Linked DNA regions of Homo sapiens: regions 1 and 2 are each linked to region 3. A link is an interaction called in ENCODE POLR2A ChIA-PET data of the cell type or tissue named here. Cell type or tissue: MCF 10A. All regions are shown on one strand. Links, peaks and the distances in the headings refer to the core of each region. The heading gives the core; the rest is flanking DNA. Region 1 overlaps ZNF668 (zinc finger protein 668). Region 2 has its middle 48 kb from the start of KRABD5. Region 3 has its middle 6.1 kb from the start of ARMC5.

The links. Peaks named below come from ENCODE experiments on the same cell type or tissue, not always from the same donor. Only the 100,000 strongest peaks of a DNase experiment are listed, where the experiment ranks them.
Region 1: POLR2A ChIA-PET joins it to region 3 with 5 read pairs; 3 of 35 experiments call an interaction of 5 or more read pairs at or near these places.
Region 2: POLR2A ChIA-PET joins it to region 3 with 5 read pairs; 2 of 35 experiments call an interaction of 5 or more read pairs at or near these places.

What each region holds. Positions count from the first base shown.
Region 1 is chr16:31,055,437-31,061,833 of GRCh38, reverse strand. ZNF668 (zinc finger protein 668) reads left to right here. Exons shown (of 3, transcript NM_024706.5): 3 at 1-987. The coding sequence ends at 766. Among named protein-coding and RNA genes, the nearest start is that of ZNF668, 16 kb to the left of the region's middle. In MCF 10A, for the core only: no CTCF peak of the experiment used is centred there; no DNase peak of the experiment used is centred there.
Region 2 is chr16:31,662,243-31,668,639 of GRCh38, reverse strand. No RefSeq gene overlaps it. Among named protein-coding and RNA genes, the nearest start is that of KRABD5, 48 kb to the left of the region's middle. In MCF 10A, for the core only: no CTCF peak of the experiment used is centred there; no DNase peak of the experiment used is centred there.
Region 3 is chr16:31,450,237-31,456,633 of GRCh38, reverse strand. No RefSeq gene overlaps it. Among named protein-coding and RNA genes, the nearest start is that of ARMC5, 6.1 kb to the left of the region's middle. RefSeq lists enhancers at 2,407-3,178, 3,179-3,951, 4,532-4,826. In MCF 10A, for the core only: CTCF peaks have their summits at 4,452 and 4,657; DNase peaks (open chromatin) are centred at 2,613, 3,753 and 4,703.

The sequences.
Region 1 (6,397 bases), core at 515-5,514, 390 kb after region 3:
CTGTGAGGAGTGCGGGCGAGCCTTCGCCGAGCGTGCCAGCCTCACGAAGCATAGCCGGGTGCACTCGGGGGAGCGCCCCTTCCACTGTAACGCATGTGGGAAATCCTTTGTGGTGTCGTCGAGCCTGAGGAAGCACGAGCGGACCCATCGAAGCAGTGAGGCCGCGGGTGTGCCCCCTGCACAGGAGCTGGTGGTGGGGTTGGCGCTGCCTGTGGGCGTGGCAGGTGAGAGTTCAGCCGCCCCGGCAGCAGGGGCGGGGCTGGGGGACCCTCCAGCAGGGCTGCTAGGGCTGCCCCCGGAGTCAGGTGGTGTGATGGCCACACAGTGGCAGGTGGTGGGCATGACGGTGGAGCATGTGGAATGCCAAGATGCTGGTGTCCGGGAGGCTCCTGGTCCCTTGGAAGGGGCAGGCGAGGCGGGGGGTGAGGAGGCTGACGAGAAGCCCCCCCAGTTTGTGTGCCGAGAGTGCAAGGAGACCTTCTCCACAATGACGCTGCTGCGTCGGCACGAGCGCTCACACCCGGAGCTCCGGCCCTTCCCCTGCACCCAGTGCGGCAAGAGCTTCTCTGACCGGGCTGGGCTGCGCAAACACAGCCGCACTCACAGCTCAGTGCGCCCCTACACCTGCCCCCATTGTCCCAAGGCCTTCTTGAGTGCCAGCGACTTGCGCAAGCATGAACGCACCCACCCTGTGCCCATGGGGACCCCCACACCCCTGGAGCCCCTGGTGGCTTTGCTAGGAATGCCTGAAGAGGGGCCGGCCTGAAGCCCATGACCCCCCAGCACCACACTCCGGGAGCCCAGCCCCCATCGGGGGCTTCCTGTACCTCCTTTTGCCTGGCTCTGCTCTTTAGACTCCAGATCCCTACCCCTCAGCAACTAGCTCCCCTGTCGGCCAGCTAAGAGAGCTGGGACAGTGGAGGCTGGCAGAAGCTGAGACGTGACTGTCTAGGAGTAACACTCATTAAAGCTTTCATTTTGGCACCAGGTCATCTTCTGTGTTCTGGTTGGGAGTGAATGGGTGGGAGTTTGGGCATCAGGTAAGGTTCAGTGGAGACCCCTGGATCCACAGATTTGAAACTAGAAGGGTCTTTGGATGCAGTTTCCCAAAGTATGTTTCAGGATGTCTAGTGACAAAAGGTTTCATGGGCAGGTAAGAAAGGAAATTCCCTGTGCCCTTCTTGGGATTCTTGGTGATCAAAACTTGGTGATCAAAAGTGGGCTGGGGTGGCCCTGGAGGAGCAGTCCCTCTGGCAGCTGAAGCTGGCATCTCCAGGCCCACTGCCCCTTTGTTGTGAGGGCCTGGGACTTAGGAATCTGCCCACAAAAGGGGTATTGTTCATTAAAATCTACCCATTTCTTCATAGAATATACGTCTTCAATTGCCTGGTGGTGGTGGCTCACACCTGTAATCCCAGCACTTTGGGAGGCTGAGGCAGGCAGATCACCTGAGGTCAACAGTTCTGAGACCAGCCTAGTCAACATGGTGAAACCCTGTCTCTATTAAAATTACAAAAATTAGCCAGATGTGGTGGTGCATGCCATAGTCCCAGCTACTCGGGAGGCTGAGGCAGGAGAATCACTTGAACCCGGGAGGTGGAGGTTGCAGTGAGCCAAGATCCCGCCACTGCACTCCAGCCTGGGCTACAGAGCAAAACTCTGCCTCAAAAAAAAAAAAAAAAATTATCACAAGCATTGATAAGTCCAGCAGTGAACACATCTGTTTAGCTTTGTTTAGCCCATACTTATTTGATTATGGAAACCTTTTACTGAGTAGTTCTACTTTTATCCTTTCATAGATAATAAACTGCAGATAAAAATTAGTTATCTTTCCTGTATACTAAAGTAACAAATTAGAAAATATACTTGGTGGAAAAAGGATTCCCAATTCACAACAAAATCCATGGACCATGAAGGAATAAACCTCACAAGAAATGTGCAAAACCTGTATGAAAAGAAATGATAGCTCCAACCTGAAGGATATGAAATAAGACCTAAGTAAATGGAGACATATACCATATACCTGAATGGAAAGACTGATTATTAAAAGATGTCCACCAGGCCCGCTGGCTTACAGCTTTAATTCCAGCATTTTGGGAGGCTGAGGTGGGAGGATCAACTGACGTCAGGAGTTCGAGACCAGCCTGGCCAACATGGTGAAGCCCTATCTCTACTGAAAAATACAAAAATTAGTCGGGTATAGTGGTGGTTGCCTCTAATCTCAGCTACTCGGGAGACTGAGGCAGGAGAATCGGCTTGAACCCGGGAGGCGGAGGTTTCAGTGAGCCGAGATTGTGCCACTGCACTCCAGCCTGGGCGACAGAGTGAGACTCCACCTCAAAAAATAAATAAATAAATAAATAAATAAATAATGTCGAATGGGCTGGGTACAGTGGCTCATGCCTGTAATCCCAGCACTTTGGGAGGCCGAGGCAGGCAGATCACCTCAGGTCAGGAGTTCAAGACCAGCCTGGCCAACCATAGCCAACATGGTGAAACCCCATCTCTACTAAAAATACAAAAATTAGCCAGGCATGGTGGCGGGTGCCTGTAATCCCAGCTACTTGGGAGGCTGAGGGACAAGAATCCCTTGAACCTGGAAGGTGGAGGTTGCAGTGAGCCGAGATGGCGCCCACTGCACCCTAGTCTGGGCGACAGACCAAGACTCCATTTTAAAAAAAAAAGTCGATTCTCCCTAGTTTAGTCCTTAAATTCATTGCCATCCTAAAGGATTATTTATTTATTTATTTAGAGATAGAGTCTTGCTCTATCACCCAGGCTGGAATGAAGTGGTGCAATCTCAGCTCACTGCAACCTCTGCCTCCCGGGTTCAAGCTATTTATTTTTGAGACTGAGTTTTGCTCTTGTTTCCCAGGCTAGAGTGCAATGGCACGATCTCAGCTCACTGCAACCTCCACCTCCCAAGTTCAAGCAATTCTCTTGCGTCAGCCTCCTGAGTAGCTGGGAGGGACTACAAGTGCCTGTCACCACGCCCGGCTAATTTCTTGTATTATTTTTTCTTTTTCTTTTTTATTTTTTAGATGGAGTTTCACTCTTGTTGCCCAGACTGGAGTACAATGCCACGATCTCAGCTCACTGCAACCTCTGCCTCCTGGGTTCAAGCGATTCTCCTGCCTCAGCCTCCCGAGTAGCTGGAACTACAGGTGCATGTCACTATGCCCGGCTAAGTTTTGTATTTTTAGTAGAGACGGGGTTTCACCATGTTGGCCAGGCTTGTCTCGAACTCCTGACCTCAGGTGATCCACCCGCCTTGGCCTCCGAAAGTGCTGGGATTACAGGCGTGACCCACCACGCCCAGCCAAGATTTTTAAACATAACGTGAAAATTCAAACTTCAGATACAACACAATATAATTCAAAGTTCACATATAATACAATATCATTTATTTTTTCTTTTGGGATAAGGTCTCATTCTGTCAGGCTAGAGTGTGGTGGTGTGATCATGGCTCACTGCAGCTCCGACTTCCCAGGCTCTACAAGCAATCCTCCTCCCTCAGCCTTGAGAGTAGCTGGGACTACAGGCACACACCAGCACAGGTGGCAAATTTTTCTATTTTTGTGCAGAGACAGGGTTTCACCATGTTGCCCAGAATGGTCTCAAACTCCTAAGCTCAACCAATCCTCCTGCTTTGGCTTCCCAAAGTGCTGGGATTACAGGCATGAGCCACCGAGTTGGGCCAATATGGTTTTTTAAAACAGGCCGGGCACGATGGCTCACACCTGTAATCCCAGCACTTTGGGAGGCCGAGGTGGGTGGATCATCTGAGGTCAGGAGTTTCAGAACAGCCTGGCCAACATGGCGAAACCCTGTCCCTACTGAAAAAAAAAAAATAACAAAAATTAGCCAGGCATGGTGGCACGTACCTGTAGTCCCAGCTACTCGGGAGGCTGAGGCGGGAGAATCGCTTGAACCCGGGAGGCAGAGGTTGCAGTGAGCCGAGATCGCACCACTACACTCCAGCCAGGGTGACAGAGCGAGACAACATCTCAAAAAAAGAAAACAAAAACAAAAACCAGATAATGTGTTCGACATTCTTCATGTTTTATTTATTTTGAGACAGGGTCTCGCTCCATTGCCTGGGCTGGAGTACAGTGGCATGATCACAGCTCACTGCAGCCTTGAACTCCTGGGCTCGAGTGATCCTCCCTCCTCAGCCTCCTGAGGAGCTGGTCTACTGGTGCACCCAGCTAAATTTTTTAACTTTTTGTAGAGGCAGGGAGTTGCTACATTGCTACGCTGGTCTTCAGCTCCTGGGCTCAAGTGATCCTCCCACCTCAGTCTCCCAAAGTGCTGGGATTACAGGCGTGAGCCACTAAACCCAGCCTGTTTGACATAATAGATAATCAAACACCAGGCTGGGTGCAGTGGCTCACGCCTGTAATCCCAGCACTTTGGGAGGCTGAGGCGGGCAGATCATGAGGTCAGGAGATCGAGACCATCCTGGCTAACATGGTGAAACCCCGTCTCTACTAAAAATACAAAAAATTAGCCGGGCGTGGTGGTGGGTGCCTGTAGTCCCAGCTACTTGGGAGGCTGAGGCAGGAGAATGGGATGAACCCAGGAGGCAGAGCTTGCAGTGAGCTAAGATTGCACCACTGCACTCCAGCCTGGGTGACAGAGCGAGACTCTATCTCAAAAAAAAAAAAAAAAAAAAAAAAAAGATAATCAAACACCAAAGTACTAGGGGAAAAAACACATTGTTTGAGCCCAGGAGCCGGAGGTTGCAGTGAGCCGAGATTGTGCCACTGCACTCCAGCCTGGGTGACAGAGCAAGACTCCGTCTAAAAAAAAAAATTAGCCTGGCATGGCAGCACACACTTGAGAGGCTGAGGCAGGAGAATTGGTTGAACCAGGGAGGCGGAGGTTGCAGTGCGCCGAGATCGTGAAACTGCACTCCAGCCTGGGTGACAGAGAGGGAGACTCTGTCTAAAAAAAAAAAAAAAAAATTATAGTTACCTTTACCTTTAACTGCTCTATGGATCACAACCTGGACATTACACAACATTAAGTGTTCCCTTTGAGATATTCCTTCAGACTCTGGGAGGCCAAAGCAGGTGGATCACTTGAGGTCAGAAGTTCAAGACAGCCTGACCAACATGGTGAAACCCCGTCTCTACTAAAAAAATACAAAATTAGCCGGGCGTGGTGACGCATTCCTGTAATCCCAGTTACTTGGGAGGCTGAGGCAGGAGAATCATTCAAATCCAGGAGGCGAATGTTGCAGTGAGCCAAGATTGCACCATTGCACTCCAGCCTGATCAACATGGTGAAACCCCGTCTCCACTGAAAATACAAAAATTAAGGCTGGGCACCGTGGCTCACTCCTGTGATCCCAGCACTTTGGGAGGCCGAGGGTGGGGCGGGGGCCGATCACGAAGTCAAGAGATCGAGACCACCCTGGCCAACATGGTGAAACCCTGTCTCTACTAAAAATACAAAAATTAGCTGGGTGTGGTGGCACGCACCTCTAGTCCCAGCTACTTGGGAGGCTGAGGCAGGAGAATTGCTTGAACCCGGGAGGTGGAGGTTGCAGTGAGCCAAGATCATGCCACTGCACCTCTAGCCTGCGACCCCCTGCACCTCTAGCCTGGCGACAGAGAGAGACTCCATCTCAAAAAAAAAAAAAAAAAAGAAGAAGAAGAAGAAAAGAAAAGAGATTCCTTCAGGTCCTCATGGAACTACTGACTCAGCTGACCTGAAGGACCCCACAAGGAGCTAATTCCCCCAAAAACGCAGCTTCTACATCCTTCCCCCAATCAATCAATGACCCAGTTGCCCAAAACCTTACCCTCCACAATCCCCTACCCTCCACAGTCCCCTTAGAAACCCTCTCCCAGAATTGCTCGGGGAGATAGATTTGAGGGCCTCTTCCCATCTCTGCACTAGGTGCCCTGCACCAGTAACTCTCTCTGCTGCATCCCTATTGTCTTGGTGTAATGGAGCTGTAGCTGCACAGCAGGCAAAGGAACCTGCAGGTCCCCTAACAATGAAAGGTAAAAAGGAGTCACCAATCCAAAGCAACTGCAAATCCAGCTGGGAAATTCCTTTAGGCTTCCAGGCCTGGAAATGGTTTTCTATGGCTCTTTTCTGCCCTCTTGGCTCTCAGCTCTGCCCTCTGTGTCAGCCATCTTTTCTTTCTTTTTTTTTTTTTGAGATGGAGTCTCGCTCTGTCGTCCAGGCTGGAGTGCAGTGGCGTGATCTCAGCTCACTGCAAGCTCTGCCTCCCGGGTTCACGCCATTCTCCTGCCTCAGCCTCCTTAGTAGCTGGGACTGCAGGCGCCCGCCACCACACCCGGCTAATTTTTTCTATTTTTTAGTAGAGACGGGGTTTCACCGTGTTAGCCAGGATGGTCTTGATCTCCTGACCTCGTGATCT
Region 2 (6,397 bases), core at 528-5,527, 210 kb before region 3:
GTGGATTAAAGACTTAAACATAAAACCAAAAGCTATAAAAACCCTAAAAGAAAGCCTAGGAAATACCATTCTGGACATAGGCTTTTCATGACAGAGACCCCAAAAACAATTGCAACAAAAACAAAAATTGACAAGCGGGACCTAATTGACAAGTGGGACCTAATTAAACTAACAAGCTTCTGCACCGCACAAGAAACAGCATTAATGCACAATCTATGGAATGGGGAAAAATATTTGCAAACTCGGTGTTGAGGTGATCAAACCCAACACCAGGTCATGGGGGCTATGAAGTCCGGTGGAGTCAAAGGAATGAGACAAAACAAATTAAGAGTACATAGGGTGGGTCCAGGGGGCCAATGCTAGCATATGGAGGCAGTGAAGGCCCCGAGCTCTGGGACTATTTATTGGTAATCAAACAAAGAAGCAGGTGGTGAGGATGTGCAGATGTAGACAGGTGAGGACGTGAGGACGTGGGGGTAGAAAGGTAACAGTGCATCAAGCGTAACTGTGATGCTTTAGCATATGCTCTGCTACTTGAAATAAGGGAGAACAGGTTCTTTTGATGCAAGATATAATCAATTTATGATCTTGGGAGATCAAGGAGCAAGGGGTCAGCGAGTCTGGACACATTCCAGAGGCTACAAGGGGTTTTACGCCCTGAGCCCTGGGTTCTCTCCAAGCCACAAGGGGTGTTATGCCCTGGGCTTAGATTGTAGTGTGGCAGGGCAGCCTTCCACCCTTTGGCACAGAGCTTGGTGTTCCATAGGCCACAAGGGGTTTTAGACCCTGGACCCAGGACATGTTCCAAGACTCGTTTACATTATGTCAGACAAGCGAGCCCTGCCTCAGATCTTCTGCCAACATGTCTCTCTTTTTTGTTCTGCAAAACTGCCACAGCTATCATTGCTTGTTCTCGGCTTGTTCTTGGCCCCCTGGACTCACCCTATGTACTCTTAATGTGTCTTGTCTAATTCCTTTGACTCCGCCGGACTTCATAGCCCCCATGACCTGGTGTTGGGTTTGATCACTCGGTGGCTTTCTCTCCAGAGGTGGCTTCTGCATCTGTAGACTGAAACGAGACAGCACAAGCACATAATTATTAGAACAAGGTTTACAGGTGTAGCGTTTCCAATGGTCTTAATCCATTTAAGAGGATTGATTGCAGACAACCCATCAGCTGCCTTGCTTAAAATATCAGTTCCAGAGAGCAGGGTTAAGTGAGCCTGAGAGGCTTCAAAAACCTGCTCTTTCAGTTTTACAATATCAAGGGAGAGATTTTCCTCTCTACCCTCTAGATGGCATTTATTTCTTTCCCATTGGCGTTGTGTTTCATTGTAACTATGAGGAATAATGCAAAAGTCAGATGTATTCCAATCACATTGCATTTGAATTCTAGTTTCTAAACTTATGATGCGATCCCCCATTCAAGTTACTGTCTGACAGAGATCATTAATTTGATTAACTATCTTTTGATCTGTTTGGACCTGAGAGTTCCATAATTTCATATAATTATTTTGCCATTTATCAACAAATTAAACAGTTTGCGCAGATGAGTGTAAAGCCGCACCAGCTACTGCAGCAGTAGTGGTAACTGCAATGAGGCCAATTACAGCAAATATAAGAGCAATTATAAATCTTTTTGAATGAGATAAGAGTTTTTTAAGGATCTCAGTTATAATATGAATGGATGGTGATGCCTCCCATGGTCTATTTAGAGACACAGGGATCCAAACTTCTGTGGCTCTAATTAACAAGATAGTTTGATTTTTATCAAAGGTTGAGTTAATGCAAGTAAACAAGTGACATTCGTGGCAGGTGATAAAACAGGTATTCATGTCAAGAGTAATATTTCCTATTGCTAACATAAAAGGTGGCAGGACACAACTTTGAATCCAAAAGGTCCTGTTAGAAAGAAAAGAGAGGACATATTTATCTTTACCTCCTTCCCCTTTATACTTATTATATTTACCTTCTCAAATTTTGATTGAACTTTGAGCCATAGCTAATTTTCATAATTCTGAATGCTCCTGTCCTATGGCAGGAGATATCATTTTTGGACTAGGAGTGACAGTGCCACCAGGGCTCCATATGATAGGGCCATCAGCTTCTGTCTCAATATACTATGTATGGTTCTCTTGCCAACAATTCCATTGGCTTATTTCATTTTTTCTACAAGAGGGCCTTCTGGTGCAATTTTTCTTAAAAATCCCCTTAGGGGACCAATCAATGACAATTCCATAGGAATTATTTTGTAACACCTCAGCCTTATTTGCTATACAATTTTCCCAATTCCAAGCATCCACACCTTCAAACCAAACTCTATTTTGTTTACATTCATGTTTGTCTGGATGGAACTGCTGAGTTTTAGGGCTAGAATGGTTATATTTTAAACTTTATCCTGAAATCATATGTAAAGTTGCCTGTGATTTATTTTTTCCAGGGATTACTGCCAACCAGACTTGTGTGCCCATTTGTAAGCATCCAGTGGCAGGTCCTAGGCATATTGGAGGATATTAATATCCTATTGATATATTCATTTTCTTCCCTTCCTCATTAAGATGCATTGGCCCTCAGTTATCTATGGGCTCAAGCATCCAGGTACTGTCATTGGTGTACACCTCAATAACAGGGTCCATACAACTCACAGACCTAATTAAAGGAGGAAATGGGACATATGCCAAATAAGTAAAATTTTGAGTTGCTCCTACAGTAGGGAGGCTTACTGCCACAGTGAGTACCGCCAGCATGGCCACCATCAGGTTACTGGTTGTTTTTGGTTTGTTCTGTGCTCTCAGATTGTCCTCTGCCATCTGTGCCAGTTTCTTGATTTGTCCCCATGTTTGGAGGGTCTGTCTGGTGAGTATTCCAGGTCTTTTCCTTTGTCTCTGAGATGTTCATTTGTGCCATCACTTGTATCAGGAGTTCTGGCTCTTCCCAGAGTCTTCTCTTCCTGGTGTGGCTCATGACAGATCATCAGATGTTTGGTGGGCACACACACAGGCACCTGATTGTCACCTGGAGAGACACAAGCAAATCTTCCTCCCCATGTAATTATTTTTCCTTTTTCCCAACTTTTTGTATGTGCATCCCCCCACCATATATCTTGTCCAGCTTTTTTATTTTCCTTTTGTCCTATTAAGTGTTGTTCAGCTGCTGTCATGGGTTGATCTTTTTGTAAATTTAAAAAATGTAATGTTAATAAAGCTAGGTGTAATTGTATATGTGGGGTTTTATAGTCCTGGTCTCCCTCTCTCTGTTTTTGTAACTGAGTTTTTAAGGTATGATTAGCTCATTCAACTATTGCTTGTCCTTGTGAGTTTTATGGAATACCTGTAGTATGAGTAATATTCCACTGCTGAAAAAATGCAGCCATGGCTTTGCTGCAATACCCTGCACCATTATCAGTTTTGATTTTTTCTGGGATTCCCATAACTGCAAAGCAAGAGAAAAGATGTTTTTTAACATGAGCTGTAGCTTCCTCTTTTGACATGTGGCCCAGATAAAATGTGAATAAGTATCTCCTGAAACATGAACAAAGGACAATTTTCCAAAAGCAGGAATGTGTGTTACATCCATCTGCCAGATGGAATTTGGGGATAAACCTTTAGGGTTAACTCCTGCTCCTTTATGTGGCAGATGCAGGACTTGACAGGCAAAGCAGTGTTTTACAGTCTCCTTAGCCTGCTTCCAGGATGAGCCATATCTTTTTCTGAGGCCTACAGCTTTAAGATGGGTTAAGGAATGGAATGTTTGTGCATCAGCAAAAGCCACAGAAACCAGTGCATCTGCCCTTTGATTAAGTTTAGTCAAAGGGCCAGACGGGTTAGTGTGTGCTCTTACATGAGTAATATAGAAAGGGGAATGTCTTTGTTGTAAAGAACGAAATAAAAGATTAAGTTGTTCATCAGTCACATTGCGAATTAAAGCACATTCAATATTTTGTGTGGCTTGCACCACATAAGCTGAATCAGAAACAATATTAACTGGCTGTTTAAAAGTTTTCAGTACTGTAATTACAGCCATAAGTTCAGCCCTTTGAGCAGAAGCAAAGTCAGTTTGAAAAACTTGTTATTGACGTCCCACAAATGAGGCTTTTTCATTACTAGACCCGTCAGTAAAAACACTAATGGACCCTACAATATGAGCTTTTTGAGTAATAGAAGGCAATATCCAGGATGTTAATATTAGAAATTGAAATATCTTAGATTTAGGATAATGATTATCAAGAATACCAACAAAACCTGCCAAATTAACTTGCCATTCCTGGGAATTAATATAAGCTTGCTGAATTTGTTGTTTGTTTAATGGAACTATAATGTGATTTGGATCATATCCCATTAACTTTGTTGTGCTCAGCCTTGCCTGTCCTATTAGTACAGCAATTTGATCTAAGTTCAGAGTAAGCATTTTGGTTGTATTGTGAGGTAGAAAAAGCCACTCAACCAGATCATCCTGTTGAACAATAACTCCTGTAGGTGAATGTTTAGTTGGAAAAACTAAAAACTGTAATGGCTGCATAGGGTCAATTCATTTTACTTATGCTTGTTGAATTTTTTCTTCAATTAATTGAAGTTCCTCTAATGCCTTTTTGGACAGGGAGCATTTACTGTTTAAGTTAGAATCACCTCATAAGGTAGAAAAAAGGTGAGACATAGCATAGGTAGGAATGCCTAAGGTTGGATGAATCCAATTAATGTCTCCCAATAATTTTTGAAAGTCATTTAAAGTTTTTAAATTATTTCTTCGAATTTGAACCTTTTGAGGCTTAATAGTACTTTGTTCTACCTTCATTTCTAAATATTGAAAGGGAGTAGAGGTTTGAATTTTATCGGGGGCTATGATTAATCCTGCTGCAGTTACAGCCTTTTCTAACTCTTTGTAGCATAGTATTAATTCCTACCTAGTTTCAGCTGCACATAAAATATCATCCATGTAATGGATAATATAACATTTTTTAAATTGTTCTCTAACTGGCTTAATAGCTTTTCCGACATAAGTTTGACAAATAGTCAGGCTATTTAACATGCCTTGTGGTAATACTTTCCAATGGTATCTGTCCACTGGTTATTTGTTATTTATAGCAGGAACAGTAAAAGCAAATTTTTCATAATCTTGGAAGCTAAAGGAATGGTAAAGAAGCAGTCTTTTAAATCTATCACTATTAGAGGCCAGTATTTTGGGATCATTGTTGGAGAGGGCAGCCCTGGTTGCAGTGCACCCATGGGTTTAATTTTAACTGCCCTCAAATCCGTTAACATTCTCCATTTCCTTGATTTTTTCTTAATAACAAACACAAGAGAGAGTTCCAAGGGAGAAAGCAGGCTCTATGTGTCCCTTTTGCAATTGTTCCTCTGCTAATTTTTTAAAAGCCTCCAGTTTTTTCTGTTTCAGCAGCCATTGCTCCACCCAAACTGGTTTGGCAGTTAGCCAAACAAGAGGAATGGGAGAGGGCGGCTCAGCAATGGCCACATCTAAAAATGATACCCTAATACAGTTTGATCTGTTTGCCCTTTTAGTTCTAAAGGTTCTGGTTGGCCACTTTCATTCTTTCGTAATCCTTTTGCAGGGAGATATCCCATATTTTTCATCATTTGTTTACTGTTATTACGATACTGATCCATAGGAATAGAAATTTCAGCACCCCATTGTTGCAATAAGTCTCTACTCCATAGATTGACAGGAATAGGTGTAATAATAGGTCAAATTGTCCCTTCCTGGCCATCCGGCCCCTGACATGGTAAAATCAAGAAACTTTGAAAACCTTCTGAAGCAGCTCCTACTCCAACAATACTGATGGATGCCTTTTGTTTGGGCCAGTGTCGGGGCCATTGATTTAAAGCAATAATAAGAACATCGGCTCCAGTATCTACTAACCCTTCAAAGTCCTTTCCCTGAATGGTTACTGTACAAATAGGTCTCTTATCAGACACTTGATTAACCCAATATACAGCTTTTCCTGCTGGGTTAGTACTACCAAAGCCTCCTGTTCTTTTTACAGTGCTGCTTCCCAGTTTTGTATAAGGTAACAGCAACAACTGAGCAATTCTTCCTCCTGGAGAAGCAGACCATGGAGTTGAGGAACTAATAACTAGTTGAATCTCTCTGGCATAATCAGAATCAATTATTCCTGTATGCACAGTGACACCTTTTAAATTTAAGCTAGACCTTCCAAGCAATAGACCAACTGTTCATGAGGGTAAAGGGCCCCCAACTCCCATGGGGACCTTCTTTGGCAGCTCCCCAGGAAGTAAGGAGACAGGCATTGTGCTGCAGAGATCTACGGCAGCACTGCCTGCTGTGGCAGGGGACAATTGTTGTACGTTTGTAAGGCACTGACTGTGCCAGATATTCCTCGGTTCGTTGAGGGGCCTGAGGCAGGCTCCTCTTCCCATTTCCT
Region 3 (6,397 bases), core at 665-5,664:
AGGCCCTTCCCTTCCCTGCTGGGGGAGGGAGTTGTCTGTTTCAAGGACCTAATGTCCACCCCTTGTGGGACAGTCCTACCATCAGTCCAGGCATCTGGTCTGCTGCCCCCAAATTTTACCATCTTTTTTTTTTTTTTTTTTTTTTTTTTTTGAGACGGAGTCTCACTCTGTTGCCCAGGCTGGAGTGCAGTGGCACGATCTCAGCTCACTGCAACCTCCGCCTCCTGGGTTAAAGTGATTCTCCTGCCTCAGCCTCCCGAGTAGCTGGGACCACAGGCTTGCGCCACGATGCCAGCCAGTGTTTGTATTTTTAGTAGAGGGTTTCACCAACCCTCTACTAAAGACCAGCCTCTAGTTGGTCAGGCTGGTCTCGAACTCCTGACCTCAAGTGATCCATCCGCCTCAGCCCCCCAAAGTGCTAGGATTACAGGCATGAGCCACCACGCCCGGTAATTTTGCCATCTTTTATCAGGCTTTCTGTGTCGAGGACGCTACCCACATAGAGTAGAACCTAAAGGGAAGGGATGTGAAGTGACCTCACCCTCAGCTTCTAGCTCATGGTGTCAAGGCTTGTGTGATCTTAGACACGTCTGCCTCTTCTGAGCCTGTTTCTTCATCTGTAAAACAGGGATGGGAGGTTGTGGTAAAGATTCCACAGCAACACTGCACACGCATGAAGTACCTGGGCCAGGGATGACTCGGCAGACCTCAGTTTCCCTCTGCCTCCTGCCTAGAGCTGTTAGCAAGCATCCATCATGCGGCTCACACAAGAGCTCCCCCCGGAGGTTACAGAAATGAAGGCAGCAGCCCCAGTCCTTGGGTAGCCTGTTTCCCCTTGAAGGAAACAGACTCAATATCAGCAACACAGAGTGAATGACGCCAGGGTGGCGAACGGGCCTTTCCTGGAGCAAATGCGGGAGGCTTCATGGAGATGACGTGTAATGAACAGCACTCATCTCAGGCTGGGAGCAGCACATGCCCCCGGCAGGGAGTCAGTGATGAGGTATGGGGTTCTTGACATCTTCCTCACCCAGGACCCTTCAGAGAGTACGAGCCAGGGTTTGAGTGAAGGGCCTGAGCCCAGCACATGCATGGTAGGCACTCAAAGAATAATTGTCATGATCAGGTCCTTTTTACACTGCTTACTAGTGGCCTTTAAGCCTCAGTTTCCTCACAGTTGCCTTGAGTGAGTGTCAAGTGTTGTAGACCTCTGCAAAATTCATAACTGCTTAAGAATATTAGGTATGGGTAGAGTAGGCTTGGAAGGAGGATTGGTTTGCAGAATCCCTTTCAGAGACCTGTAATCTAATTTCTCACATTAGGGCTAATACTCCTGGGACCCCTCTCCTCTCCAATTGCATAAAACAGGTTCTGACCAGAACAGCGAGGCAGGCCAGACCTCAGAAGCAGAGGGACGGGCTTAATCTAACAGGAGTTTATCCCATGTCCTGCATCCACTGTACCCTGTGCTGGGTTTAGAAGTAGCTTCACTGTCCAAGCTTGTGACCCAGTGCCCAAGCCCGAGATGGGAAACACATTTGTTTTGGCTGTGTGTGTGTGTGTGTGTGTGTGTGTGTGTGTGTGTGTGTGTTTTCAAACAAGCCAAGATTTTTACTTTTTGAGTTCCATTTTGTTGCCCAGGCTGGTCTCTGAAACTTCCAGGCTCAAGCAATCCCCCTGCCTCAGCCTCCCAAAATGCTGGAATTACAGGTGTGAGCTACCATGCCCATTTATTTATTTATTTATTTATTTATTTATTTTTGAGACAGAATCTCACTCTGTCATCCAGGCTGGAGTGCAGTGGTGCAATTGTGGCTCACTGTAGCCTCAACCTCCTGGGCTCAAGTGATCCTCCCACCTTAACCTCCCAAGGAGCTGGGACTACAGGCATACACCACCACACCTGGCTAATTTTTTGATTTTTAAAAAATGTTTTGTAGAGACGGGGTCTCACTGTGTTGCCCAGGCTGGTCTTGAACTCCTGAGTTCAAGTGTTCCTCTGGTCTCAGCCTCCCAAAATGCTGGGATTACAGATGTGAGCCACCTAACCTGGTCTTTTTATTTTTTTAAAGAGCCAACATTTAAATAAGGAGATTTCACATCACAGTCGATTTCTGGGGCTTGGTTTGTTGTTGTTTTTTTTGTTTTTTTTTTTTTTTAATTGAGACAGGATCTTGCCAGGTTGCAGACTGGTCTTGAACTCCTAGGCTCAAATGATCCCCTCCTGGCCGGGCACGGTGGCTCACGCCTGTAATCCCAGCACTTTGGGAGGCCTAGGTGGGCGGATCACGAGGTCAGGAGATCGAGACCTTCCTGGCTAACAAGGTGAAATCCTGTCTCTACTAAAAATACAAAAAATTAGCTGGAAATGGTGGCAGGCGCCTATAGTTCCAGCTACTCAAGAGGCTGAGGCAAGAGAATGGCATGAACCCAGGAGGCAGAGCTTGCAGTGGGCGGAGATCCTGTCACTGCAATCCAGCCTGGGTGACAGAGCAAGACTCCGTTTCAAAAAAAAAAAGAAAAGATCCCCTGCCCCGGCCCTTCCCTCCCCCACCCACCTCGGCTTCCGAAAGTGGTAGGATTACAGGCGTCAGTCACCACACCCGGCCTGCTTTATTATTTATATCAGAAGATGCTGCAACATTGGATTTTTATGGCAGCAGTTCGTTGAGTAGTGGCTGTCCTGGACATAGGAACAGGGACACTCCCTCTTGCATCCCTGACTCAGCACGTTTCATATGTGTTACTTGCCTGTCCCCTGCAGAAAAGTACTTGAGGTTACAGTCTCCATCCCACCCCACTGTGGGTGAGAAGGACCTTTCCATGCAGTGAAGGCACTTTTCCCCTTTCCTTCACCCCTTCCTGTTCCCTTCTCTGCCGTTTTCCTTCTTCTCCCCCAGAACTCCTCTGTGAAATACCTGGCCTCCTTCCCTGAGCCTCCCTGTCTCCCTGCCACCCCATCTCCACTCCGTGCTATGACATCACCCCGTAATTTGAAGCTCCTTTCCCTATCTGAAGGGAGGCAGAGACAGAGTGCACAGGCTCAACTAGGCAAGGCAGACCCTTGCATGCCTGGGTCAGAGGTCAGGGTCTCTGGCACACATTCCTCCCAGAGCAACTGTAGGAAGCAAGCCAGTACAGAGGTACTCTAAGCGCTAGACAGGACGGGGTGGGAGTCGGTAACATCGTCTCCTCTGGGCTGGCCCTGCTTCTGCTTAGCTCTGGGCATAAGACTGACTCCAGTACAGTCACAGTTATGTCTCTGAGCTCACCCAGTCCTGGGTTCCAGGTTCCCAGCTCTGAGCCTGGCGAGACACACACAGGCTGGTGCTGTGGGATGTCTTGGTACGGTGGCTCACGCCTGTATTCCCAGCGCTTTGGGAGGCCGAGGTGGGCAGATCACCTGAGGTCAGGAGTTCGAGACCAGGCTGCCCAACGTGGTGAAACCCTGTCTCTACCAAAAATATAAAAATTAGCCAGGCATGGTGGCACGTGCCTGTAATCCCAGCTACTTGGGAGGTTGAGGCAGGAAAATTGCTTGAACCCAGGAGGTGGAGGTTTCAGTGAGCCAAGATCGTGCCACTGCACCCCAGTTTGGATGAAAGAGTGAGACTCCGTTTCAAAAAAAAAACAAAAAAAACAAAACCAAAAAATAAAAAAACACATCAGCTTGACATTTTGGAGGCATTCCCAGACTCAGGGTTAGTCAGCAGATTAGCATTTAAAAGAAAGTCTTGTCCCTACAGATTCCCTGACCTCAGCTACCCATGAAGGGTGGGAAGAGGAGTCCTTAGCAAGAAGTCCAGGAAGTTGACAACCTCCTCAGACCTGATAGGACACTCCTCTCTCCACCCTGCCTCCTGACTGATTTAATCTCAGGGGTGTGAGGACCTCTGAGATAGGCCCCAGGAGTCTCACCCGCACCACTTATGTCTCAGGGCTAACCAGAGACTCCCTGAAACAGATCCTAGAGGATTCCCAAGTGATAGGATAAATAGAGAGGTACTGAGACTTCCTGGCGTGGGTGACCTCTCCCAGGCTGGCCAACCTCCCCCATTCAGAAATTTGCTGAGCACCAGGAGTGAATGAAGTAAAGGAAGCCCCTAGGAGTTCAAGAAGCAGAGATTTCCAGGTCCATGCACCAAAGCTCATGTGCTCAATTCTCAGGAAAGGCCTCACTCAGTTAAAAAATTTTGTATCATGAAAGGGTAAATGAATTAATTAGTGAATCTGGTTTCTAAGCCAATGGCTTACTAGAAATATTATAGTAAATCAGAAAAAAAAAAAAAGGCGGTGGCTCACACCTATAATCCCAGCACTTTGAGAGGCTGAGGTGAGAGGATGCTTTGAGCCCAGGAGTTCGAGACTAGCCTGGGCAACATAGCAAACCCCATCTCTAGAAAAAATTAAAAAACCAGCCAGGTGTGGTGATGTTCACTGTAGTCCCAGCTATTCAGGAGGCTGAGGCAGGAGGACCGCTTGAGCCCAGGAATTTGAGACTGCAGTGAGCTAGGATTGTGCCACTGCACCCCAGCCTGGGCAACAGAGTGAGACCCTGTCTCTAAAAAAATAATTTTTTTTAAAGATAATTCTTCAAAGGAGATCCGCTCTTCCTTTCCTACACCCATTCCCTTTCCTCCCTTTCCTGAACAATGCTGTCTTACAGCCTCTAGGGGCAGGCAGAGCCAAAGAGGCCTCTGCCGGGTGTGGGGAGTGAGACGCAGCAGGCCAGAGCATGTATCAGAGCTCCAGCAGGTGGGGGAGGGTGTCCACACGAGAAGGTGGCCTGGCTTGGCATGGCAGAACCTGATAGGATTAGGAAGGCATCAGCCACGGGAAGGAGATGGCGAGAGAGATAAGAAACTGCTTCCACCAGCTATTGGTCAAATAAGTACACATTTGAAAGATAACAGCCAGGTTTCTCAGTGTCAGAGAAAACCGAGACACAGCTCGGGAAAGGGAGAAAATGTGGGTGGGGAGACCCTTGTGGTGTCGAATTGGAACTGGAGGTATAGGAGTAGACTCAGGATTTTCAGAAAGTGTTTAGATAGACATAGAAATTAGTATGGGTGTGTATATGTGTATGTGCACGCAGATGTGTGTAAATGTCCATATATTCCCTAGCTCTGGAAAGCCCTGGAGCAGTGCCATCCCAATAACAAAAAGCTTTTTATGGTTTTTTGAGATAGGGTCTCTCCCTCACCCAGGCTGGGGTGCAGTGGTGCGACCACAGCCCACTGCAGCCTCGACTTCCTGGGCTCAGGTGATCCTCCTGTGTCAGCCTCCCAAGTAGCTGGGACTACAGGCATATGCCACCACACCCAGCTAATTTTTAATTTTTTTTTTTTGTAGGGACGGGTCTTGCTACGTTGCCCAGGATGGTCCTGAACTCCTGGGCTCAAGCAATCCTCCCACCTCAGTCTCCCAAAGTGCTGGGACTACAGGTGTAACAGTTTTAAGGTAATCAGAATCAAGAAATGATTGAGGTGATGCTCTGGAATAATGGGGACTAGAGAGTCGTGACAACTAAATGCAATGTGTGGTGTGGTAGCATTTTTCTGGGCTGTAGTCCCTAGATGGGTAGAGAAGAAAGCCCCGGAGAGGGTGAAGAGGTGGGGATGTGGAAGACGTCAGAGAGAGCACAGGGCAGAGCGCAGAGAACTGCATCCACAGGCCTCGCCATGCCCCCAGCATGGCTGCACCACACCAGCAGATGCCTTCGCTTCCCAGCAGTGGACACAGGTCACTGGATCCTCACAAATGAGCAGCCAGGAGAATGTTTGCAGCCTGGAGATTCGGGGCTTTGTCAGCACCTTGGGAAGGTTTTGTTCTTGGGTTTTGGGTTTTTGGTTTTTGGATTTTTTTGGTAACAATATCGCTATATTTATTCTCCTGCAGTACACTTTTAAATTGCTTCAACATTTTCCCCTTAAAATAAAAAAGAACAACAACAAAAAAATTCCAAACCTTAGAATTGAAATATTTGGCCTTTTCTCTCTCTCTTTTTTTTTTTTTTTTTTTTTTTTGAGATGGAATCTCGCTCTGTCGCCTAGGCTGGAGAGCAGTGGCGCGATCTCAGCTCACTGCAACTTCTACCTCCTGGGATCAAGCGATTCTCCTGCCTTACCCTCCTGAGTAGCTGGGACCACAGGCGCATGCCACCATACCAGGCTAGTTTTTTTTTGTTTTGTTTTGTTTTGTTTTGTTTTGTTGGTATTTTTAGTAGAGACGGGGTTTCACCGTGTTAGCCAGGATGGTCTCGATCTCCTGACCTCGTGATCCGCCTGCCTCGGCCTCCCAAAGTGCTGGGATTACAGGTGTGAGCCAGTGCACCTGGCCTTGGCCCTTTCTCTTTTTATTTCCTCGCAGTTCTCTCCCTTTTTTAAAAAAAATAATA